2 separate regions of the Homo sapiens genome follow, and region 1 is linked to region 2. A link is an interaction called in ENCODE POLR2A ChIA-PET data of the cell type or tissue named here. Cell type or tissue: PC-9. All regions are shown on one strand. Each heading gives the region's core, and the rest is flanking DNA. Links, peaks and the distances in the headings are about the cores only.

Evidence for each region. Peaks named below come from ENCODE experiments on the same cell type or tissue, not always from the same donor. Only the 100,000 strongest peaks of a DNase experiment are listed, where the experiment ranks them.
Region 1: POLR2A ChIA-PET joins it to region 2 with 19 read pairs; 5 of 35 experiments call an interaction of 5 or more read pairs at or near these places.

What each region holds. Positions count from the first base shown.
Region 1 is chr9:93,109,901-93,119,869 of GRCh38, reverse strand. CARD19 (caspase recruitment domain family member 19) reads right to left here. Exons shown (of 6, transcript NM_032310.5): 3 at 9,149-9,302; 4 at 7,932-7,991; 5 at 7,581-7,652; 6 at 6,587-6,878. The coding sequence ends at 6,763. Among named protein-coding and RNA genes, the nearest start is that of CARD19, 19 kb to the right of the region's middle. RefSeq lists enhancers at 1-487, 4,573-5,520, 5,521-6,469. In PC-9, for the core only: no CTCF peak of the experiment used is centred there; DNase peaks (open chromatin) are centred at 3,679, 4,969, 5,569, 8,009 and 1 weaker place; H3K4me3 peaks cover 2,545 bases; H3K27ac peaks cover 6,991 bases.
Region 2 is chr9:92,967,709-92,983,093 of GRCh38, reverse strand. It overlaps FGD3 (FYVE, RhoGEF and PH domain containing 3), which reads right to left. Exons shown (of 18, transcript NM_001083536.2): 2 at 7,689-7,856; 3 at 6,385-6,886. The coding sequence starts at 6,837. Among named protein-coding and RNA genes, the nearest start is that of FGD3, 28 kb to the right of the region's middle. RefSeq lists an enhancer at 12,198-12,889. In PC-9, for the core only: no CTCF peak of the experiment used is centred there; DNase peaks (open chromatin) are centred at 8,053 and 8,713; H3K4me3 peaks cover 3,808 bases; H3K27ac peaks cover 6,156 bases.

The sequences.
Region 1 (9,969 bases), core at 635-8,634, 140 kb before region 2:
CCCTGCCCACCAACTCCCAGGCTTATTCACCAACCACTCCACCAGCTCTGACCCTGACTTCTGGGGTTCCCATCTCAGTCCTCAGCCTGTGCTGCTGCCCCCTGAAGAGCATCCTTCCAGGCCCCCGTCGGCTGGCCGGGGCTTAGCTCTAAGGTTACTCCAGAGGCCGTCCTGACCAGTCTGATGCCGCCCCTCCCTGATCACTGTCTTGGCCCCATTACAATTTATGCTCTGGTGCCTTGGGATGGAGTCACTGTCCATGTTGCCAGAGACAGTGCGGCCAGGTGGACTCTCCCCTGGAGCTGGAGTCTGAGTCCAGCCCAAGTCCAGGGCAGGCACTCCGAGAATGAGTGTTCTGCCTGCTGGGTCTCCTGAGGGCCAAGGGGCTCTGCTGGAGCTGGGGGCATGGCTTGGCACCCGCATCCCTGTCTGTGCTTCTCCTACTTAAGGATCCTTTGTCTGACCTGGCTCTCCTACCAGATGCCATCACCTATCTGCAGCCTGTGTCCTCAGCACTGTCCAGCATATAGTAGGTGCTCAGTAAATGTCTGGGGCAGAACCCACTCACTTGCCTGTATGTGCTAGGCCCTGTGCATGTGTCACAGCAGCCAAGGGACAGACAAAAAACAGGCCCAGGAGCTGCTCAGAGCCAAGCTACCTTCTGGGAAGGTTTGACAGCGCCTATGGGGTCCTGGGACCTGATGTATCCACTCCAGCCAGTCCTGCCCGTGGATTCAGCTCTGTTCTCACGGGGGACCTGGAAAGTGAACAAGATGCACCCACGAAGTTGGGTGGTGGGGGGGGACATGGAGGGACACACAGGGAGCTCAGGAGGAATGGGCAGGGAGGTCAGTAGGTGACCTGGGATGATGGCGAGGGGCCATGCAGAAGTCTGGGAAGAAGGTTTGAGGGCAAGGAAGCCTTTGCACAAGTCCTGTGAGCTGGGCTGGTGTTGGGGAAGCAGTGAGGTGCGGGGGCAGGTAGGGGCAGTCGCATAGAGCTGGAGATGACCAACTGGGCAGAGTGTGATGGGAGGGTTTCCTAACCTCTTTCCTATAACAGAGAGATTATTAGATAGATTGATAGATGGTAGATACGTGGGTGGATGGATGGATGGATGAACAGACGGACGGACGGATGATGGATGGATGGTCAGATAGATTAGATGATTAGATAGATTAGATAGATAATAGATGATAGATGCTGGATGGTCAGATGGATGATTAGATAGAGATGATTGATAGAAGCTGTTGTATTTGATGGAAAAGAGTAAAAGATGAAAAGATTGACTGATAGATGAGAAATAGATGACATATGGATAGCTTGATAGATGACGGATAGAAGATAGATGTGAAGGCAGGCATAGATCTCAGTGGGTTGTTCCAAGGTGAAGAGGTACCGCTGTGCCAGCCCGAAGCCCAGTCTCGGCCCCTCACTCCCTTACAGGGATCCCTTGCTCAGGTCTCTTCATGGCTTAGGTGCCCTGTGCGTGTCCTTGACACTGCTTATTCCTGCCCACCTAAAAGCACTGGAAGTGTCTTCTAAGTCTTGTTGGATCTACAGGCTCCCTCTCCCAGGGCAGTGCTTTCTATCTGGTTCATCCTTGAAGGACCTGGCCCATTCATTCCCATGTGCAGAGTAAGGATGAGGGCAGCTCATGTCAGATGAGTGGGGAGGCAACTGGACCTCCATTCAAGGTGCTGGGCCCAGGCCTGGTACGGCCAGGCAGGGAGGAGCACCTGATTCTGGGTGTATTGGCCATTTGTGACAGAACCCACGCCACACCCTACGCCCAGCCCTCCCCTCCATTTCCTAGGGCCTCCTCTTCCACCTGTGTTCAATCAGAGTGGAGTGCCTGTTTCTTCACTGCATTATTCTTTTTTTTTTTTTTTTTTTGGCACTGCATTATTCTTAACAATCATAGGACTGGGCCCAGCATGGTGGCTCACGCCTGTAATCCTAGCACTTTGGGATGCCTAGACAGGTGGATCACCTGAGCTCAGGAGTTCATGACCAGCCTGGACAACATGGCAAAACCCTGTCTCTACTAAAACTACAAAAAAATTAGCTGGGCACGGTGGCACATGCCTGTAATCCCAGCTACTCAGGAGGCTGAGGCACGAGAATTGCTTGAACCCGGGAGGTGCAGGTTGCAGCAAACTGAGATCGCACCACTGCACTGCAGCCTTGGCAACAGAGTGAGAGATTTCTGTATCAAAAAAAAAAAAAAAAAGGTCAGGCACGGTGGCTCATGCCTGTAATCCCAGCACTTTGGGACGCCAAAGTGGGCAGATCACGAGGTCAGGAGTTCGAGACCAGCCTCGCCAACATGGTGAAACCCCTGTCTCTATTAAAATACAAAAATAAGCCGGGTGTGGTGGTGGGCGCCTGTAATCCCAGCTACTCAGGAAGCGGAGGCAGGAGAATCATTTGAACCTGGGAGGTGAAGGTTGCAGTGAGCCAAGATCGCACCACTGCACTCCAGCCTGGGAGACAGGGCAAGACTCAAAAAAAAAAAGGGGCCGGGTGCAGTGGCTCATGCCTGTAATCCCACCATTTTGGGAGGCTGAGACGCGCGGATCACTAGGTCAGGAGATCGAGACCATCCTGGCTAACACAGTGAAACCCCTTCTTTACTAAAAATACAAAAAAAAAAAAAATTAGCTGGCCGTGGTGGCAGGTGCCTGTAGTCCCAGCTACTCGGGAGGCTGAGGCAGGAGAATGGCGTGAACCTGGGAGGCGGAGCTTGCATGAGCCAAGATCGCCCCACTGTACTCCAGCCTGGGCGACAAGAGCCAGACTCCGTCTCAAAAAATAATAATAATAAATTAGAGGTCTGAATGCTTTCATATTTTTCTTCTCTTTCTCTCAAATACTTTACTTTAGAGGAAACACTAACTCCAGGTGCTGTTGACCTGTTGTGACCGCAGGAAGCTGCCCCACCAGCTGCAGCCTCTGTGGCCCCCAGCCCAGCACGTCCTCGTCCTTCCAGCCAGTGAACAGCCGGGTTCTCCCACCAGCTGTCTTCAGGCCAGTTTTAGGCCAGTGTAGCCCACTCCCTCCAAACCTGTGGCTGCAGTAGGGTCTGTGGAGACCCACCCCTGGTCCCTCACCCCCCTGCAAGGTAGTGCTAGGGTCCCCTCCCCAGATCTGATCAAGATTTGGGGTCCCACTGCAACCCCCATCCAGCACTTGCCCAGCCAGGCTGCGGGAGGGTGGGTGTTCCTCGACTGCCAGAGTCCCCATTCTCATGCTAACGTTACAGCTGGGGGGACCAAGGCTCTGAGCTGTGACATGACCCCAGCAGGCCGTGGTGACAACAGCATGCCCCCAGTACTCTGTCTCCCGAGTGCCCCTCAGGTGTGGGGGACAGTAGGGCGCACAAGAGGCTGGACCCCCTCCCAGATTCTGAACCTGTCTGCATGAGGGTGGGTGTCCAGGCTCACCCAAGGAAGGCCAGAACCCTGTGGCTGCTGAGACCCAGGGTTTGTGCAGAGGTGTGAGAGGCACTGAGTGGGCAGGACCCCTGTGAGCCCTCTATGGAGGAGCCACCGGCCCCGGTCACAAGGCACTGAGCCGGCAGAACTGGAAGCAGCAGCACAACAAAGCTGCGTCAGCACCCCCAAAACCCAGCCTGTGTTTGTAGTCAGCAGGGTCATTTCTCCCAGACCGGTACCGTGGATTGTGCAAGACCAGCTATACTTCCGGCCTCTGAGCTCAAGTGCCCTGTGTCCTTGCTGACCTGTGACAAATATACTCCTGGGTTCCATACTAGGTCCCCCAACACCCCTCCCTCACCCCTTCCTCACCCCCACCCTCACCCCTCCCTCCCTCCCTCCTCCCTCAATTCCTTCCCTCACCTCTCCCTCACCCCGTCACCTCCCTCCTTCACCCCTCCCTCACCCCCCCATGCCCTCCTTCACTCTCCTTCACCCTCTCCTTCACTCTCTCTCTCCTCCCTCAACTCCTTCCCTCACCTCTCCCTCACCCACTTCCACCTCCCTCCTTCACCCGTCTCTCACCCCCACCCCTCCCTCACCCCCTCCCTCCTTCACCCGTCTCTCACCCCCTCAACCCTCCCTCACCCCCTCCCTCACCCCTCCCTCACTCCTCCTTCACCCCCTCTCTCACCCCTCCCTTATCCCCTCCCTCACTCCTCCCTCATCCCCTCCCTCACTCCTCCCTCATCACCTCCCTTACCTCCTCCCTCACCCCCTCCCTTACCCCTCCCTTACCTCTCCCTAACCCTCTCTCACCCCTCCTCACCTTCTCCCTCACTCCCTCTCTCACCCCTCCCTCCCCCCAACTCCTTCCCTCACCTCTCCCTCACACCCTTTCACCTACCTCCTTCACCCCCCTCACCCCTCCCTCACCTCTCCCTCACCCCTCCCTCACCCCTCCCTCACCCCTCATTCACCCCCCTCCCTCACCCCTACCTCACCCCCTCCCTCATCTCCTTCCTCACCTACCTCACACACCCCCTCATTCCCCTTCCTTCATCTCCCTCCCTCATCCACACCCCCTTCCTCACTACCCCTCTTTCCTTCACTCACTCTCCCTCACAACCCTCTGCATTTCACCTCCAGCTCTCCCACAACCCCTCCCTCACACCAAAGCTTTGGTAATGGGAGTTCCCTCGACCCCAGCATCTCCTACCAGCTCCTGCACAGTTCTGGATGTCAGAACAGCATCCCATGTTCAGGTGTGGTAGCTTGGAGGAAACTGCTCTTCTTACTGGGGTATCATGAGGGCTTCCTGGAGGAAGTGGCATTCCTGAAGGATGAGTTGATGAGAGGGGCTGGTAAGGAGTCCCAAGCCGAGGGAGCAGCACGGTTTTTGCCTGAACACCTGCAGCACAGGTGTGGAGGCGCAGGACACGGCCATCTGTGGGTGTAGTGTGGAAGCGGGGACTCAGGGCAGCCAGGAGGGCCTCACGTGCCCAAGGGTGCCTTCCCCTCCCCTGGGGACCTAGTTCACTGCTGGTCACAGGAACTGGTTGGCCCGGTGGTTAGCAGAGCTGGGCCTGATGGGCGGCTGAGGCACAGACATGGGCGCTTATCATTCTCCCTCCTCCAGGTTCCAGCCTCAAAGGGTGGGGCAACCACCAGGCGGGAGGCGGCAGATGCAAGAGTAGGCCTGGCTGGTGGTCGAGGATGTCACAGACTCAGCCCCAGGCTTGAGTCCAGTTGGTCAGGGATGGAGCTGGGGGTAGCTGGGCGCTGGGAGGGCAGTCCAAGGACAGTGGGGCTCAGGACCTGGCTGACATGGGCCTCGGGGGAGGGCGGTGGGTGCACACAGATGGACAGGGGAGTCAGCAGTCCTCGGGCCAGGCAGCCCCTCACTGAGGAATGACACCCTGCCCAAGCGGCCTGGGGAGTCAGGGCCTCAGGTCATGTCAGGCAGCCCTGAGGAGGTGCGTGTGTCCTCCACGGCCTCAGGTGGGGCCACCTAGGACTTGCCCAGGCCACACACTGGCCTGTGCCCTGCCTGCCTCGGAGGTTTCCTACCTTCAGCTGACGCAGTCATAGAATGTTACTGTCCCTGGAGACCCCTCCTTCACCCTCCAGGGGCAAGTCACACCTGTCTACACCCTTCACCCAGACACCTGTCACCTTCACTAAGTGTGTCTCCTTTACCCAGGCATTAAAGGCATCTGTAGCAAGGTGGTAAATTCCTAAAAGGATTTCTGAGGGGGAGGGGGTGCTGTGACAGAGCGCAGGCTCAAGGAGGAGTCCCGAGGGAGGGATCCCATTTCACAGGTGGGCAAAGGGGCTGAGACTGGAGCACAGGCCCTGGCCCCATGGCTCAGGGTGGAGGAGGGAGAGGGCAGCTAGGGCTGTCCCCCGGCCACCCCACTCAGTGGGCGCATGGCAGCCTGGCAGGTGGGAGGGCTCTGAGGCACTGGCTTTCCTTGCCCCTGGCCCTCAGTTCCCTGAAGGGGCAGGCACTGTGATGACCCAAGCAGCAGGGCTGCATGGTAATGGGATGTCATGTCCTGGAGCTCCATACTCCACCGGCAGCCTGGTTCCCACTGTCATGTGCGCTGGGACCCTGCGACTGAGCAGGGTCCCTCCAGGAGCTGCGCCCATAGCCTCGCCCTGCCAGTGGCATCGCCCCAGCATTAGGGGTTCCCAGCACCTTCTGGGGCAAAGCCTGGGTGCCTCCAGAAACCCCCTGGAAAATGCAAACTCATGATGATTCTGTGGGTTGACAAATATTCTCGTTTCCCCACAAAAAGGCTTGGGGGAGGAGCTGACAAGGGGAGGGAATCAGGTGTCCGGTCCAGGCTCAGCAGCTGGGGTGGGGGGAGTGGGTGTGTGTGTGTGTGTGTGTGTGTGTGTGTGTGTGTGTGTGTGTGGCACATGAGGTGTGAGGAGGGGGCAGTGTGGGGAACATCTGAGGTGGGGAGGCAGTGCCTGGCGGCTTATCCGAGGCAGGTGAGTCCATGTGGAGGGCGTCCTGTCTGGGGGGTCTGTGCCAGCAGCTGGATGTGGGGATGCTGGGAATACCAGGGCCAGCCCCAGCTGGAGCAGCCATAGCTGCAGTCATCTCTGAAACACCCCTGAGACTGAGGAACGAGGCAGGCTGAGAGAACCTGAACATTTAATATGGTCAGCACCTTGTAAGGTGAAGGTGTGTTTTTTACACAAATTATAAATAATGAAAAATATGCATTTAGAAAAAGAAGCAGCAGTCCCCTTGGCGGGCCGGCTCGAGGACTCTTTGGTTGAGTGGCAGGTGAGGCCCTGGGTCCAGGGTCTGTCAGAGCCCCCCTAGGTCATCTGCCAGGAAGGCCAGCAGGTAGCGGCTGACATGTCTGTCGATGATGACAGGCGAGAAACCGAGGACGCGCCGGGTCCCTGGCAGGCCCTTGGGGTCTAGAAGACAAAAGGGGAGGCAAAAGCTCAAGAACCAGTCCCAGAGGTGAATTCTGTGTTTCCATCCCTCCTGCGGGGGTGGGTGGGAACAGGCACTGGGACAGGGTGCTCCCTCCCGGTCATGGTCTCGGCTTGAGTTGAAAAGACAAGAATTAGGGCAGATTCCAGAGCCCCCAGCTCCCACCCGAGTGACCCACGGGCCTTTGAGTCCTGCCATGTGTGCCTGTGTCCCCTCACCCAGTAAGCCTCCCAGCACGACAAACTCAGGCATCACAGAAAAGGGAGACGGGGCAGGCCAGGCTGGGTGCCAGTAGAGGGGCCCTGGAAGGTTCCTGTGCATCAGGCCTGTGGCTGCTGGAGAGACCCAAGGCCCTGGGGCACGTGACCTGCTCAAGGGCCCCACATGGTTCAAGGTCACAGATGTGGCAGGGCTTTGTAACACCCAGAGTCCTGGCTGCACCCCTCCTCCCGCTAGAGGTCATCATTCTCTGGTTCCCAAGGGTGGCAGGGGCCAGTGGACGCTGGGAGCCTCCTCACATCCCCTTTCTCAGGAGCCCTGCGAGGTGACACCATCCCACTGCACAAGTGTGGACACCGAGGTACGAAGAGGCCAAGGGGTCCCAAATTGGGCAGGGTCTGGGGCCCTGGCTTGGTGGCAGAGGGGAGGCAGGCCCAGCCCCATGAGGATCCGCTTGCACCCACCTGGCGGATAGCAGTACAGGAGCAGGGCCAGTCCCACAGCAAGGCCCAGGCCAGCCAGGAAGCTCATGGGTCCTGGGGAGAAACCAGCGTGAACAGGGCTCCCCTGGGCCTCAGAGGGGTGGGGTCCTGAGGCCTGGGGGCTGCGCAGGGGAGTGGGGGTGCCAGGCTGAGGTGCTGCCTGAAGAGCCCCCAAACGAGCACCTTAGGGGGGGGGTCTGTCACCAACAGAAGGCCAGGAATGGAGCCAGACTTGGGGTGGAGAAGCCCCTGAGGCGGAGATGGAGCCCTGGGGAGGGTAAAGAGAGAGGGAGAGAGAGGGAGAGAGAGGGAGGGGCAGCAGGGAGGTGTTACCCCTGTTACTCAGCTCGCCGCTCTGGCTGCCCGAGTCTAGCTCTGTGCAATCTGAGTTCTCTGGAAACAAAACCACAGAGCATAGTTAGTCAACGGGCAGGGCCGGAGGGCAAGGTAGTCACCCCGCAGGAAGCCCAAGGTTGCTGCTGCCTCCTGGGGCCGCCAGGCCGAACCAGGCTGTGGCACCTGAGGCTAGCCCTCCTCAGGGAACTATGCACAGTCTGGGTCTTCTCCTCTGCTCCAACTCCTGGACGGGCCTAAAGGCACCCGGGAGCCACAGAAGGTGCTCTACCTCCAGTGGGGCCAAGGCTTGGCCCTGCCTGGTTTTGAAAGCCCCCTGTGGCATACTCGTGGCTGGGGAGGGAGAGCCAGTCCCACCTGCAGGGCTGGGCCTCCCCTCGAGCTCTCCCCGCCCACCGTCTGCACTGTGTTCTGTGAGGCGTGGGGAGGCCTCCAGGGGGTCAGAGACCACAGCCCAGTAGCCTGGGACAAGCCGCCCAGTCCCTCTGGTCTCTGTCCTGTTGTCTAAGGGCCAAGGGGCAGTAGCCCCTCCTCCAGGGGCCCTGAGCACAGAGGCGTCAGATCAGAGTTGCCATCTTCAACTTGATATGCCCCCCACATCCCAGCAGCTCTGTGGGCCCAGGCTACTGGCATCCACATGACTCCCAGGGCCTGAGTCCACACTGCCTGAGGACAGGAGCCTCAAAACTGAAATGCACGTGCTTCGGACCAGCCATCCGTGCCTGACAATGTCCTATGGAAACACCCACACGTGTGCAGATCGCTGCAATGAAAGGGTCCGTCATGGGGTTGGGTAATTCCAGCTGGGACCGCCTAGGAGCGCCATGCAGCTGTGGGAACAAGGTTGCTGTCCACACAGACATGAAGGGATCCCCGTGGAATGAGGTTAGAAAAGGAAGGGCAAGAGTGGACGTATAAGATGCCCCATGCTGTGTGAAAACTGCCATGAGAGAGAGACGGAGGAAGGGGGAGAAAGTGGGAGACAGAGACCAACATCTGCACTGCCTGTGCCTGCCACACTCTCCCCTCGGGGCCAGAGGGTGGCCTCTGGGGAGGGGCTGAGGCGAGAGGGGATGCCAGGCCTGGGCTGCAGCAGACTTGGGTGGTCATGGAGGACATCCATGCCATCAACGGCAGGCTGGGGTGCCCTCCCCGGGCCAGCACCAAGCATGCATGGTTGGTGATGTGGAACTTACGCAGAGCGTGGCGGCTGGGCAGGCGGCTGTGCAGGGGCTGGGCATGGATATACAGGGCTCGGTAGAACTCCTGGCAGTCCCGCTCACCGCTCCGCTGCAGGTGGCTCAGGAGGTCACAGAGCCGCACACGCAAGGATGCCTTGGGGTTCCGGAACTGAGGGTACAAGGGGGTGCCAGGGAAGATCAGGCCAGGGGGGCTGGCTGTGGGTCAGGGCAGGGCACCAAGGTCAGGCCCCCAGCCTCAGCTTCCCTGTTGGGTGTCAGGACACCTGCTGGATGGCAGCTCCTGTGACAACCTGCCCCTTACCCACACCACATAGTGCCTGGCATTGCCTCTGTCACAGGCATCACTGCTACTCCTCATACTCCCTGTGGGGTGGGAGGTTGGGAAACAGGCTGGGAGTGGTCACAAAGAAAGCATGGGGCTGGCAAGGTGCGGTGGCTCATGCCTGTAATCCCAGCACTTTGGGAGGCTGAGGCAGGCAGATCACGAGGTCAGGAGATCGAGACCATCCTGGCTAATACGGTGAAACCCCCGACTCTATTAAAAATACAAAAAACTTAGCCGGGTGTGGTGGTGGGCACCTGTAGTCCCAGCTACTCGGGAGGCTGAGGCAGGAGAATGGTGTGAACCCGGGAGGCGGAGCTTGCAGTGAGCTAAGATCGTGCCACTGCACTCCAGCCTGGGCGACAGAGCAAGACTCCATCTCGAAAAAAAGAAAGCACAGGGCTGGTGACATCATTCCAAGTGTTGGGACATAGTGTGGCTTCCTGTGTGACCTTAGCCAGCTACTCCACCCCTCAGAGACTTGGTTTCTTCA
Region 2 (15,385 bases), core at 4,025-12,024:
TTTTTTTTTAGACAGAGTCTCACTCTGTTGCTCAGGTTGGGGTACAGTGGTACGATCTCAGCTCACTGTGACCTCTGCCTCCCAGGTTCAAGCAATTCTCCTGCCTCAGCCTCCCAAGTAGCTGGGATTATAGGCAAGCACCACCATGCCCAGCTAATTTTTGTATTTTTAGTAGAGACAGGGTTTGGCCATGTTGGCCAGGCTGGTCTTGAACTCCTGACCTCAGGTGATCCATTTGCCTCAGCCTCTCAAAGTGCTGGGATTACAGGCATGAGCCACCGTCCCTGGCCAAAAGGTGGTTTTTATAGTCAGCTATAGGACTCTAACAGGTGCTCCTAAATGCAGGTTTCTGATAACGTTGGAGATTGTGATATTAGAATAGAGGAAAAACTTTCAGGACTCTTATGGAGAGCTGAAATGTTCATGAATATCAAGCAGAACAGGAGCGAACTGCATGAACGGTGATCTTGCCGTTGCACTCTAGCCTGGGTGACAGAGCAAGACTCTGTCTCCAAAAAAAAAAAATGAATGAATACATTCTTTTTAAAAAGAAAAACCATAGAACTACCATATGATCCAGCAATCACACGACTGGACATTTATCCAAAGGAAGGGAACTCAGTATATTGAAGGGACAGCTGCACCTCCATGTTTATTGCAGCACTATTCACAGCAGCCAAGATATGGAATCAACCTGGGTGTCCAACAACAGATGAGTGAATAAGGAAAATGTGGTATATATAGACAATGTCATACTACTGAGTCATAAAAATATGAAATCCTGTCATTTGTGGCAACATGGATGGAACTAGACAACATTTAGTTAAGCAAAATAAGCCAGGAACAGAAAGTTAAACACCACATATTCTTACTCATACATGGAAGCTAAAAAAAGTTGATCTCACAGAAGTAAAAAGTACAGCAGAGAATACTAGAGACTAGGAAGCGTAGGAGGAAGAGAGGGATAGGGAGAGATTTGTTAAAGGATATAAAATTGCAGATAGATAAAAGGAGTAATTTCCAGTGTTCTATGACACTGTAGAAGGACTATTGTTAACAATCGTATAGTATATAGTTTCAATAGCTAGAAGGAGGGTATTGAGTGTTCCCAACACAAAGAAATGATAAATGTTTCAAATGATGGCTATGTTAATTGCCATGATCTAATCACTATATATTCTATGTATCAAAACATCACTATGTAACTCAGGTATATGTACAGCTAGTATCTGTCACTTTAAAAAAAAAGAATCACTGCTGCCAACTGGAAAAAAAATAACTGTTACAAGAAGCAAAGAATGACATTATATAGTTATAAAAAGGTCAAGTCACCAAAAAGATGTGACAGTTATAAATATTTATGCACCAAACCTCAGCGCTCCTAAATATATGAAGGAAACTTTGGCAAAATTGAAGGAAAAAATAGAGATCGGCAAAATAATATTAGGAGACTTTAATATCTCACTTTCAATAAACCAATAAAATAAACAGACAGAAGATCAATAAGGAAATAGAGAACTTGAACAACTCTACAGACAGTTGAACCAAACAGACAATTACAGAACACGCTGCCCAAAAACAGCACAATATATGTTCTTCTCAAGTGTACATGAAACATTCTCCAGGATAGACCATATATTAGGCATAAAACAAGTCTCAACAAACACACAAAGACTGAAATTATACAAACTTTTTCTTTCTTTTTTTTCTTTTTTTTTTTTTTTTGGAGATGGAATCTCGCTCTGTCACCCAGGCTGGAGTGCAGTGGCGCGATATCAGGTCACTGCAAGCTCCGCCTCCCAGGTTCATGCCATTCTCTTGCCTCAGCCTCCCGAGTAGCTGGGACTACAGGTGCCCACCACCACGCCTGGCTAATTTTTTGTATTTTTAATAGAGACAGGTTTTCACCATGTTAGCCAGGATGGTCTCGATCTCCTGACCTCATGATCCGACTGCCTCGGCCTCCCAAAGTGCTGGGATTACAGGCGTGAGCCACCATGCCTGGCCCAAACCATCTTTTTCAATCACAATGGAATGAAACTAGAATTCAATAACACAATGAAAATCCACAGACATGTGCAAATTAAACAACACATTTTTTTTCTTTTTTCTTTTTTTTTTTTGAGATGGAGTCTTGCTCTGTCGCCCAGCCTAGAGCACAGTGGCGGGATCTAGGCTCACTGCAACCTCCACTTCCCCAGTTCAAGCAATTCTCCTGCCTCAGCCTCCCGAGTAGCTGGGATTACAAGTGCCCACCACCACGCCTGGCTAATTTTTGTATTTTTAGTAGAGACAGGGTTTCACCATGTTGGTCAGGCTAGTCTCAAACTCCTGACTCAGGCAATCCACCTGCCTCAGCCTCCCAAAGTGCTGGAATTACAGGAGTGAGCCACCGCACCTGGCCTAAACAACACATTCTTAAACAACCAATGGATAAAAGAAAAAAATGAAATCATCATACTTATGGAATGCAGTAAAAGCAGTGCTAAGAGGGAATTTTACAGCTATAAATACGTACATTAAAAAAAAAAAATCTTGAATCAACAACCTAACTCTGCACATCAAGAAACTCAAAAGAGAAGAGTAAACTGAAACTGAAGCTAGCAGGAGGAAGGAAGTAATAAAGATCAGACCTATAGAGATATCTATATACATTAGGTATCTGCAATAGAGAATAGAAAGACAATAGGAAAACCAACAACATGAAAAGTTGGTTTTTTGAAAAGAGCAAAAAAATTGACAAACATTTAGCTAGGTTAACTAAGAAAAAAGGAGGCTGGGAATGGTGACTCACACCTGTAATCCCAGCACTTGGGAGGCCAAGGCAGGTGAGTCACTTGAGGCCAGGAATTTGAGATCACCCTGGCCAAAACGGTGAAACTTCATCTCTACTAGAAATACAAAAATTAGCTGGGCGTGGTGGCACACGCCTGTAGTCTCAGCTACTCGGGAGGCTGGGGCGGGAGAATTGCTTGAACCCAGGAGGTGGAGGTTGCAGTTAGCACCACTATACTCCACCTTGGGCAACAGAGTGAGTGAGACTCCATCTAAAAAAAAAAAAAATCTATTCTATTGTCTAAATGTATAGATTTTTTTCTAAATGTTGTGATTTTTAAATAGACTGCCTCAAAAAAAAAAAGAGAGAGAGAGAAGACTCAACTAAAATGAAAGAGGGGACATTACAAGAGGTGCCACAGAAATAAAAAGACTAAAAGAGAATACTATGAACAGTAATGGGTAAATTCCTAGAAACACACAACCTGGGAAGACTGAATCATGAAGAAATAGAAAATTTGAAAGAGCAATAATGAGTATGCAGATTGAATTAGTAATAAAGATCCTCCAAACAAACAAATGTCCAGGACCAGATGGCTTCACTGATGGATTCTATAAACATTTTAAAAAGAAATAAAACCAATCCTCCTGAAATTCTTCCAAAACAATTGAAGAGGAGGGCATACTTCCAGCTCATTCAATAAGGCCAGCATTATCCTGATACCAAGGCCATATAAAGACGATACAGGAAAATAAAACTACGGGCCAATATCCCTGATGACTATTGATGCAAAAGACCTCAACAAAATACTAGGAAATGAAATTCAACAGTACATTGAAAGGATTAATCACCATGACCAAGTTTATTCCTGGAATGCAACTCTGGTTCAACATAACAAAAATCAATTAATGTAATACACCACATTAACAGAATGAGGGACAAAAGCCACATGATCATCTCAATTGATGCAGAAAAAGCATTTGAAAGGATTCAACATCCTTTCATGATAAAAAACACTCAACAAACTAGGAACAGAATGAAACTACCTCAATATAATAAAGCTCATATATGAGAAGCCCACAGCTAACATCATATTCAATGGTGAAAGACTAAAACTTTTCCTCTAAGATTAGAAATAAGACAAGGATGCCCACTCTCACCACTTCTATTCAATATAGTATGGGAAGTCCTAGCCAGAGCAATTAGGAGAGAAAAAGGAAGAAAAGTCATCCAAATTGGAAAGGAAAAAGTAAAATTAGTTCTGTTCACAGATGACATGATTTTATACTAAAAAATCCTTAAGATTCCATTAAAAACTGTTAGGACTAACGAACCAGTTCAGTAAGGTTACAGAATACAAAATGAACACAAAAAAATCAGTTGGTGCTTGGCATGGTGGCTCACAGCTATAATCCTGACAACTTGGGAAGCCAAGGCAGGAGGATCACTTGAGGCCAGAAGTTTGAGATGAGCCTGGGCAATATAATGAGATTCTGTCTCAAGGAAAGGGAAGGGAAGGAGAGGGGAGGGGAGGGGAGGGGAGGGGAGGGGCAGAGAGGAGTGGAGGGGGGATGGGGGAGGGGAGGGGAGGGGGGTGGAGGAAGGCGAATGGGGGAAGGGAGGGGAGGGGAAGGAAGAGGGGGGAGGGGAGGGGAGGGTGCGTGTAACATGCAATTCATGTTCACCTTGGGGTGGAGCCTTAACATTTAAATGTATTACAGTCAGGCTCTGTATGCCAAAAGGTCTTTTCAGGACACAAATGCACGCAAGTGTGCAGCCTCTGCAAACTGGCCAGAGCCAGTCCATACAGAGTCAGTGATCTTCTCATTGAAAGAAAGTTAATCAGTCTCTTGTCCAATCAAAGCTGCAGTTATGGCTGGTGGAATGGGGGTGGGGTGGGGGGGTGGGCGGTGGGAGTGTCAGTCAGCATCTGGTGGAGCTATAGTTGTTTTAATATTGCTTATTGCTTGTTTAGCTGCTAAAGAAAAAGAATGTGGCTATTAGAATATAGTTTATTCTTTTTTTTTTTTTTTTTGAGATGGAGTTTCTTTCTTGCTGCCCAGGCTGGAGTGCAATGGTGTGATATCGGCTCACCGCAACCTCCGCCTCCTGGGTTCAAGTGATTCTCCTGCCTCAGCCTCCCAATTAGCTGGGATTACAGGCATGTGCCACCACACCCAGCTAATTTTGTATTTTTAGTAGAGACAGGTTTTCTCCGTGTTGGTCAGGCTGGTCTCAAACTCCCGACCTCAGGTGATCCACCCACCTCGGCCTCCCAAAGTGCTAGGATTATAGGCGTGAGCCACCGCGCCCAGCCAGAATATAGTTTATTCTTTAAGTGTATGGTGTGTACACTTGCCTGGTCCTGTTTATAATTTGGTATCTTATTGCCACAGAGTCTATTCTGTCAGTCTTCTGATCTCTATTTTAAGATTAATGCTGGTCAGTTGTGTGTAAACTACAAAAGTGAGGGAGTAGAATCAGGTGTGTCTGACCTCCCATTCCCATCATGGCTGGGAACTCAAGTTTCCCGCAGAAACCACATTACCGTCTCAGGCCCACAGTTCCCCCTCGAACCCTCTGCCTTCTGACTGACCCTGGGCTTCCCTGTGGCCTCACGGTGTGGTGTGACATGCCCCTTTCTCTTGGAAACTGAGGATGACAAACCATCTTGTCAATGGCAGTGGTCTGATCCTTCCTACACCTGAGTGATAATAAAGCCTCCATTGAACACAGCCCTGGCCTCGTCTCCGCCAAGCCAGCTCACAGTGGTCCAGGCACCGGACTGCCCTTCACCTGCCCAGCCCGTCTCCCGATGGTCCCCGTGTCAGCCAGCAACGTCCCCACCTAGGAGCCAGCAAGCCTGACCCGCAAAGCGCTCCCAGGACCTGGTCACTTGGCAACTTACCCAAGCTGTGCCCCCCATACCCACAGTTTCTCTGAGGCTGAGGCCATCTGCTGCCTCTCCATCTCCCCAAGATCCCAGCACCGAGCCAAGAGCCCCATAAACGCTAATGAGAACGCAAACAAACTCCCTCCATGCAGCCCCATCGTGTTGTGGGAACTGTCTGCTCTGGTCTCCACACTGCACTGCGGGCCTCACAGGTCCTGCCCCACCATGTCCTGAAGAGCACAGGGCACCCAGCCTGTGCCACACCCCATAGGTGACGCTGGCCAGGTACCATGCCCTCTGTGCCTCAGTTTCCCATTGAGGAAAACAGTTTCCCCACTCACATCGTCTCCTCCCAGGAGTTTCATAAAGTCAGCAGTGAGCACTGTGCAAAGGGCAGCTTTGGCAGCACCACCAGTAGGACTGACCATCATACCTTCCCAGGGTCGGGAGGTGCCCACTGTGCAGTTGTGGAAACTGAGACTCAGGACTGAGGTCACTGCTCAAGGTGTCAGGTGGGCTTGGCCTGGCCTGCATGGATTTTTCCCTCAGGCTTTTCTAGGGCAGACTGCATCCCAGGACCTCCCCTTGCACACAGCACGAGCCTGTGTGCCACATTCCTGGAAACAAGGTGTGGGATGACGCCCACTGAAAATCTCAAACCCCTCCTAAGGAAAGGCCTGCAGCCCGCAGCGGGGACAGAGAAGGGGAAGCCTACCTGGGCCAGGCCGGCATCCTTGTCAGCCTTCTGGGGGGTGTTCTCAGAGTCAGGTTCCTCACCCACGTCGCTGTCCGCCTCCTCCTGGGGGGTGACCTTCGGGACCTGGCTGTCCAGGGCCATCTCTGCGTGCGCCCCCAGTACAGTGGGGCTTGGGCCAGCCTCCAAGCCCTCCTCGCAGGGAAAGTTCTCTCCAGCCACACTGGAGGAGGGACTGTCGATCCCGCTGTCCCGGTTGGGGATCTTTAAGCTACCACTCAGCTCTCCCGTGGGGCCTATGTCTGGAGAGCCGTCCCCTGCTGCAGCCAGGCTGACAGGGTCCCCACAGTGGGCTCTGGGCCCAACAGGGAGCGCCTGAAGCTTCCCTAGGGAGGAACTGCCAGGCCCAGTGTCTGGCATCCCTAGGGCAGCAATGGGTCCTGGAGGGGTTGAGGACCCCCTGCCTGACTCCATCCTTAAAGCTGAGCTCACTGGGCTCAGGTGGAGGCTGGCCAGGGGCTTCCTGTAGGGGAGAAACAAGCCAGAGTCAGTGCTAGCCAGGCATGGACCAGCACCCTCAGGTGCAACCCCCAAATGCAGCTCCCAGGCAGTACCCTCCGCCCCCCACCGAAAGCCTGGAGCAGGTGGGCTGGGGGTTGTGTGTGAAGTGTGAATGCCCTGGTCAGCTTCAGCTGGGTCTTGTACAGACAGGCTTTTAAAGAACAGAAAATGGAAAATGTTTTGTTTTAAAATTGTTTGTTCCGCATAAAAAAAATTAACCCTGTGGTGTGAAGCTATCTGCTGTTCAATAAATTCAAAATAGATGCTCAAGGTAGTGACCATAACCAAAAGGAACACAGTGGCTTCTGTTTATAGCGCATCCGTGGTGCTTTTTCAATCCTCTGATACTCCCAGGACATGAGGCCGGTGTCCTCCTCCTCCTCCTCCTCACCACTGCCTGCTGGACAGGTCAGAAAACAGCCCCCAGGGGTCCAGGGTCCCAGCTGTCTCTACTATCTCCCTCAGGGGAGGGCTGGGGCAGGAGGTGCGTCTTGCCAGAGGATGTGGACCAAGGTCTTTGCCCCAAAACTCCTCCTCCCTCCTGTGCACTGGAGCCACCTCACACTGGCCCACCATGCCTCTCATGGACCAAATTCAAGTGTCAATTATAAGTGCACAGAAAATTCACCGGGCGCCTCTGAGGAGGAGCAAAGGTGAGACGGGCCTAGAGGGAGACTGTCATCCCTCAAAATCATCCTCTTGAACCGAAGACGCAGCTGCCGAGGAGCCTAGGGGCTGCAAGTGGCGGTCACTTATCCCCATACCTGATGCCACCAGCCTTTCTGAGGAGGATGCTGAGGGTCGGCGGGCACAGGCGCCTGGCTCCGTGCTGGGGTCTGGGGTTGGCCGGCAGGAGCTTGCACACGGTAGATGGTTTCCTTGAAAATCTCTTCCTTGCCCAGCAGGTTCAAAGTAGAGCCATTTAGGAGGTACTGAAAAGACATTAGTAGAGAAAGAAAACCACCTTCTCCAACTGGCATTTGGAGCAGCCAGAGGCCCCGGCTCTGCGGGGGTGCGGAGGAGGGAAGCTCCATGCCACCACCCAGCATGGTGGACTCCAGGATTGGGGCATGGCCATCTGCACAGTCATATCCTCAGCCCCCAGGCTGGCACACAATGCCTCCAAAAGGGTGGGGCCTGCACCAGCAGCCATGCACTGTAGGGTGGGCAGTGTCTTGCTCGGCTGGAAACTCTGGGGCCAGGGCTGAGCTTGTCCCTTGCCATGCAGCATCCTGCGGCCCAGGGGAAGGGTCATCTTGAACATGCAGGCACTGTCCAGTGTGAGGTGAGCCGGTGGGCATCGCCAGGCCCCTCCCTAGCCCACACCTCACACCCTCCCCCAGGCACATACAGAGAGGCTCTCTCAAACATTCACACTGACGGGCTGGCTCACACTCACAGTCACACACGCACTCACACTCACAATTAGATATTCCTCTGCCAGCAGCTTTACATGCTCCTGCCTCACTTGCTAAGCGAAATAAAGAAGAAGCAGGCTTCACACAGTGACAGGCACACAGTGAGCTGGCCCTGGCTGCCTTGAGCCTGCCCTGGTTGCCTTGAGCAGGCAGGTGTGCCTCTGGGCAGGGCGTGGCGCAGGCCTGGGCTCTGGCAGCGTCCTGGTGGCTGTGGATGCCGACCAGCTCTATGGTGGAGCACCCCCACCACACACAGTCTCCTGAGTGCTCACTGTCTTGGGGCAAAACCCCTTTTGAGTGGACGTTTCTTTAAATGACTCCAGAATCGCTCAGGTGGGCATTTATGATTGGCTACTGCCGCATTCCTAACGAGTTCAATGGGGGGCAATATTAAGATTTCTAAACAGAAAATACATGTTTTGCTGCATTCTTCTCATAGCACAAGAGATAAACTCAGGTTTCCAGAGGTCAAACATGGCAGAGCAATAAAAATACACCAGATGGAATGTGAGCTGTGCTCAGCCTCGGTGTGTTCAAAGGTAGCTGTCTGGCAAGACAGAGCCTGGTTCAACCCCATCTCGGGGGAATTATGCTTCTGGTCAGGATGGAGTAATAGAAACCAGATTTACTCTCACCTGGAACAACAACAAAAATGGACAAAACCTACGAAACAAGTTTGCAAGGCTCTACACCAAGCGGTAAAACACTGTGGTCCCTGAGAGACGGGAATGAATGAGGTGAGCCCTCCTATTGCCCCAGCTCACTGCCCAGAGACCATTTCTGGGCCATGGATCAGGGAAGGGAAGCCCTGTGGGGCCCAGTGGACTCTCTAAGTTGAGAAGACAAAACTGGGAGGCCCAGAAGACTAAGGTGGCCAGAGTCCACAGCATGGAGCCCTGAAGATGAGAGAGCTGCAGAGAGAGAGAGAACCCAGAGATCTCAGAGGGGCTCCTCGAGGACCGTTCAGCATGTGTGCGGTGGGGAGAGCACATGAGGCCAGAGAAAGAACCACCTGTGAGGACCACAGGGAGCTTTCACAGGGCAGGGACACGCCTATGCCCACCAGCCAGCCCTAAAAGCCCCACAGGTCACGGGGCATTGCGTTGAATACTCAGAGGGTCTTGCTTCAGGAATGATGGATAATTAGCCCTGCAGTGATCACTGCTCTGGTCCCACCTAGCAAATATTAACAAAACTTAACAGGAAGAAGTCCATATGTTTACCCAACTGCATCCTTGAACAAAGCTAAAAAATATTTATAGAACTACAAAAATATCTAGTGCATGGCAAGGTAAAATTCCCATAGTCTGGCATCCAATCAAAAATCACCAGGCAGAGGCCGGGCACAGTGGCTCACGCCTGTAATCCCAGCACTTTAGGAGGCCAAGGCAGATGGATCACTTGAGGGCAGGAGTTCGAGACCAGCCTGGCCAACATGGAGAAACCCTATCTCTACTAAAAATACAAAAATTAGCCAGGCATGGTGGTGCGTGCCTGTAATCCCAGCTGCTTAGGAGGCTGAGGCAGGAGAACTGCTTGAACTCAGGAGGCGGATGTTGCGGTGAGCTGAAATTGCACAACTGCACTCCAGCCTGGGCGACAGAGCAAAACTCTGTCTCAAAAAAAAAAAAAAAAAAAAAAAAAATTACCAGGCATAAAAGGGACTATAACTAATGAAGAGAAAAAATTCAATATAAACTGACCCATAACTAACACAGATGTTGGAATTAGCAAAAAGGGACATTAAAAACTACTATCATGTCTGTGTCATCCTATGTTCTAAAATCCAGTAGAGACGTGGAGAATGTAAGAAGGCCCACATTAAACTTCCAGAGATGAAAACTACGAAGTGTGAGACCAAAAACACACTGGAAGGAATTAACAACCAATTAGACATTGCAGAAGAAAAACTAGTGAATTTGAAGAGACAGGAACAGAAACTACCCAAAATGAAACACACACACACACACAGAGAAACTGAGCAACAGTGAAATGTGGGAAAACTTCAAGTAGTGTAATACATGTGTGATCAGAGTCTCAAAAAGGGGTGGACAAAAAAAATATTTGAGGAAATAATGACAAGTTTTCTAGATTTGATGGAAACTATAAATCTACACATCTAAGAAGCTCAATGTAAAACAAGCACAAGAAATCCTTGTAGTTAAAACTTTTCCCACATGGAGAACTTCAGGCACAGAGATCTTCACTGGTGAATTCTACAAACATTTCAGGAAAATAATGATGCTAATTCTATACCTACATCTAATGATCTTTCAGACCTTTTTTTTTTTTTTTTTTTGAGATGGAGTCTCGCTCTGTCACACAGACTGGAGTTCAGTGGCCACAATCTAGGTTCACTGCAACCTCCGCCTCCTGGGTTCAAGTGATTCTCCCACCTCAGCCTCCTGAGTAGCTGGGATTACAGGCACCCACCACCACGCCTGGCTAATTTTTGTATTTTTTTTAGTAGAGATGGGTTTTCACCATGTTGGCCAGACTGGTCTCGAACTCCTGACCTCAAGTGATCCTCCCACCTCAGCCTCCCAAAGTGCTGGGATTACAGGCATGAGCTACCACATCCAGCCAGATCTTTCAGACCATTTTTAAAAAGGGAATAGAATACAGATGAATCTAGAAATAATTATGCTGAACAAAAGGAGCCACAGAAGACCTACTGTGTTTTCTCATTACTACAGAATTCTAGGAAGTGCAAAGTAGCCTATGGTGCTAGGAAGCAGATCAGCTGGGTGCCTGGAAGGAATGGGAGGGGCTGTGGGGTTGGTGTGGGGGAGGGGGGTGGATGGGTGGAGGGGGCTGGGGAGGTGGGGAGTGCTTACAAAGGAGCACAAGAGCTTTGTGGGATGTTGCACACATATTCATTACCTTGATTGTGGTGATAATTTCATGAGCACACCCCATGTCAAAGTTTATCCAACTGTACACTTTAAACATTATGCATCAATGGTACGCCAAGTATACCTCACAGGGCTGATCAAGAAAAATCCCACCCTAGCCAGGTGTGGTGGTGGGCTCCTGTAATCCCAGCTACTCGAAAGGCTGAGGCAGGAGAAATGCTTGAACCCTGGAGGCGGAGGTTGCAGTGAGCAGAGATATCACCACTGCACTCCAGCCTAGGGGAAAGAGCCAGATTCTGTCTCAAAAAAAAAAAAAAAAAAAAAAAAAAAGAAAAGAAAAGAAAAGAAAAGAAAAATCCCACCCTTATCGCCTTTGAACTGTACAAACTTCGTGAGTTTCAGACATTCCTAAGCATCATTTTCCTTACCACAGAAGGGAGGATGGATCATGATGGATCATGAGGAGAGGTGAGGAGGTGTGTGGTTGCAGCCTAGGAGGCCCAAGCAGCCCGGGTCCCCAGACATCCTGTCCAGAGGAGAGGGATGCACTGTGCTCATCGGAGGCCCTCAAATCACTCCCATCTTGGAAGGGCTTTTGTCCAAGAGCAGATGAACCAAAACAAATGAAGGACACTCACCTCCAGCTTTGCGTTTGCAACTCTGTATTGCAAACACCTGTGTTATGGATCCTGTCGGTACCCCCCAATTCACACACTGAAGTCCTAGCCCCCAGTACCTCAAAATGAAGGCATGTTTGGAGACAGGGTCTTTACAAAGGCAATCAAATTAAAAGTGAGGTTTTTAGGGTGCCCTTGGTGGGGGCAACCTGGGTTGAGGAGCCCCTAATTGTCACTTCACTTCCTTCTATTCTGTTGCAAGGACTTTTTACAGAGTATGCGTTGTTTTAAAATAAAAAAGGTAATGAGAACAGAAAACAAAGAGAGCTGGATAGAGGGGCAGGAGAGGGATGAGCTACTTTGGGAAGTGTAGCCGGGCAGAGCCCCTCTGCGGCCAAAGGCTTTTGCCAGCAGCAACCCTCCTGGGCTGGTGTGGCCACTGCCTGGCCTTCAAGGCACAGGTGCATGCACACATGCATAAACAAACGCACATGTGCACATACATACACATGTGTGCACACGTATGCTGAAAAATAAAAAGGCCTGTGTCTGAGGAATGCCAGCCCCTTTATATAATCAGGCATTGAGAGGCACTGGAATGCAACACAGTCATGTGTCACTCCCCATCGAGCAAAATAGGTCCCTCCTGAAACCACTTGCTATGCAGGCTTGAGACTAACAGATGCCAAGTAGCCCTAAAATGCCACATTCCCTGTAGTTCAACAGTGGCTGGCCAATCACTAGCCAGTGTTATTTCTGTGAACCAATGAGAGTTCCTGATGAACAATGGTCACCACCCCCTCTCCTGATTCATCCTTTCTTTTCTTTAAACACTTGAGCCTCTCTTTTGTTCTCCAGACATTCCTTGAGGCAACTTGGAAGTGTCTCCCTGGCTGCAGTCCTCAACCTTGTGCTTGAATAAACTCTCTTTAGACTATATTCTGATTCTCTTGATTATTTTAGGTTGACAATGCATACACACATATAAGGCAAGTACACCCATGCACACCCATGCCCAGGGTCAGTGCTGAGCCCTTTCTCACATTCGCAGGGGACGTTTCTGTCCTTCATATGAGGACGCCGAGGCTCAGAGAGGCTGGCCCTGGGACACAGGTGCTGGAAGCCCCCGGGCTTGGGTCACTCTGGTCCGCCCAGGGCTATGCCTATGTTTCCACAGGGGCATTGAGGAAGCCGAGGTCAGTTCTCTGTATGCAGCCACCTCAGCTTTCCCTTTAAGAAGCCCTGAGCCGCCTGAGGTGAGCAAGGCTGGAGCTGCTGACCCAGATGAGCCGTGCCCACTGTGGACTCAGCCAGGGAACAGGTCCCAGACACTCAGGGCTGCCACCTTGTAGCACGAGGAAATCCACAAACCTGAAGAAATTTAGAATGCCCCAGAATCCAGGGTGTCCTAGAACTGTTCATGTGTCTCCATCACAGCAGCCAGTGAGCAGGGGGATGAAGTGCTCTGGCCCCCGCCCCGTGTCCCTCCACAGTGCAGCGGTCCCCCAGATAGGCAGGGCTGGTCCCACAGATGGGCCACCAGTCTGCCTACCACCCAGCTCTATCTGCCACCAGATGTCCCTTCCCGGGAGGCCGTGCGGGAGTCCCCCCCCATCTGAAAGAAACCCACCACGGCACCTGTCCACTGTGCTGCCTGGAACCTAGTAGGCAGGGACCTCCCTTGTCCTGTCGCTGGAGTGGCCCAGTGGCCCCCGGCACACAGGAGGCTCCATAACAATGGCATGTTATGTAGGGGGAGCAACAAACGCGTTAGTGGTGGTTTTTAAACTGCCCGTATATTCTTTGATGCCACTTCAATCTAAAAGCGGACTCTGACATCCCTCCCCTAAATACAGAGCCCCTAAGAGACTCGCTGTAACTAGAGAGGGCAGCATGTGGGAGGCCAGGTCAGGAGGGAAGACAGCTCTGGGCTCTCACACTTGGAAGCCAGCACCTCACTGTGAGGGAGGCTTAGCCACTCAGAGAGGCATGCGGGGGCATCCCCGCCGACAGCAGGTGGCAGCCAGGCCTGAAGCCTTTGGGGGAAGCCTTATGCAATGGGTCCCAGCCCTGTGGGCAAGAGCCGCCCGCTGCACCCGGGTGGCCCAGAATCATGAGGGATGATGACGACAAGATCTCCCTTGTGGGTTACCCTGTGATAGAGAATCCAGGCAATACTGTAAGTGCCTCTAGGTGATACAATAAACCATGTGAACTGCCTATATCCGCTGGTCCCCATATGGCTTCTCACTGGCTTAACTTTGGTGCCTTGAGGTCCCAAACCCACTGAGGCCACCCACAGTGAGCAAGGCCCAGGGCACCCTGGCCATGCCCAGATGTAATGCCCAATGGCAGTCAATTAAAGCCACCAGGCTGGGCGCAGTGGCTTACACCTGCAATCCCAGCACTTTGGGAGGCTAAGGCACTTTGGCAGACCTCCACCTGAGGTCAGGAGTTCGAGACCAGCCTGATGAATATGGTGAAACCCCATCTCTACTAAAAATACAAAAATTAGCCAGGCGTGATGGCTTGCATCTGTAGTCCCAGCTATTCTGGAGGCTGAGACAGGAGAATTGCTTGTACCCATGAGGCGGAGGTTGCAGTGAGGAGATCACACCACTGCACTCCAGCCTGGGCCACAGAGTGAGACTCCGTGTCAAAAAAAAAAAAAAGAAAGAAAGAAAAAAGAAAAGAAAACAAAAATTAAAGCCACCTTGTGACCTAGCGGTGCCTGGAAGCCCAGAGTAATTACCTTGGGGTCTCAGCCTGGGAAATGCCCTGTCTGCTGTGGGAGTGGATGGAGGAGGGGTCTCCATCATCTCTGCTGAGAACTCAGTGAGGTGCTACATGCTCCTGAATTGGGATGGGGGTCAGAGGGGCCTCGGAGAGGGCAGGAAGTGAGGGCAAGCTGAGCAGGGAGAAGAGGAGGCAGATCAACGCAGCACCTCCCCGTTTGTAGTCATGCCATGAGCAGACACTCACAAATATGGCTCACACCGCCACCTTAACAAGTTACTTCTACTGTTTAAGACTGTATGAGTCTTCATGACCCATAGCCCTGGCATGACGCTGTGACTGTGGACTGGGAGAAGAGGCTGGACAGCCTGGAATCGGGGGCTGGTGGGCGGGGGGTATCTACCTCTCCCAAGGATGCGGCAGCTTTTCTTAGGGCAGCCACATTTAAACCAACACCAGTTTCCCATGTGAGTCCATCTAGTCAAGAATGTTTCTCCCAAAAGGTTTGAAAGCAGGGTCTTAAACAGGTACTTGTACACCCACATACATAGCAGCATTCCCTACAACAGCCAAAGGGTGGAAGCCCCTCAAGTGTCCATCCCTAGAAACCTGGATAAAGAAAAGGTGGCCTCTCCATAGAACAGAATCATGTTCAGCCTTAAACAGAAGGAGGCCGGGCGCAGTGGCTCATGCCTGTAATCCCAGCATCTTGGGAGGCCGAGGCGGGCGGATCACGAGGTCAAGAGATTGAGACCAGCCTGGTCAACATGATGAAACCCTGTCTCTACTAAAAATACAAAAATTAGCTGGGCATGGTGGTGCATGCCTGTAGTCT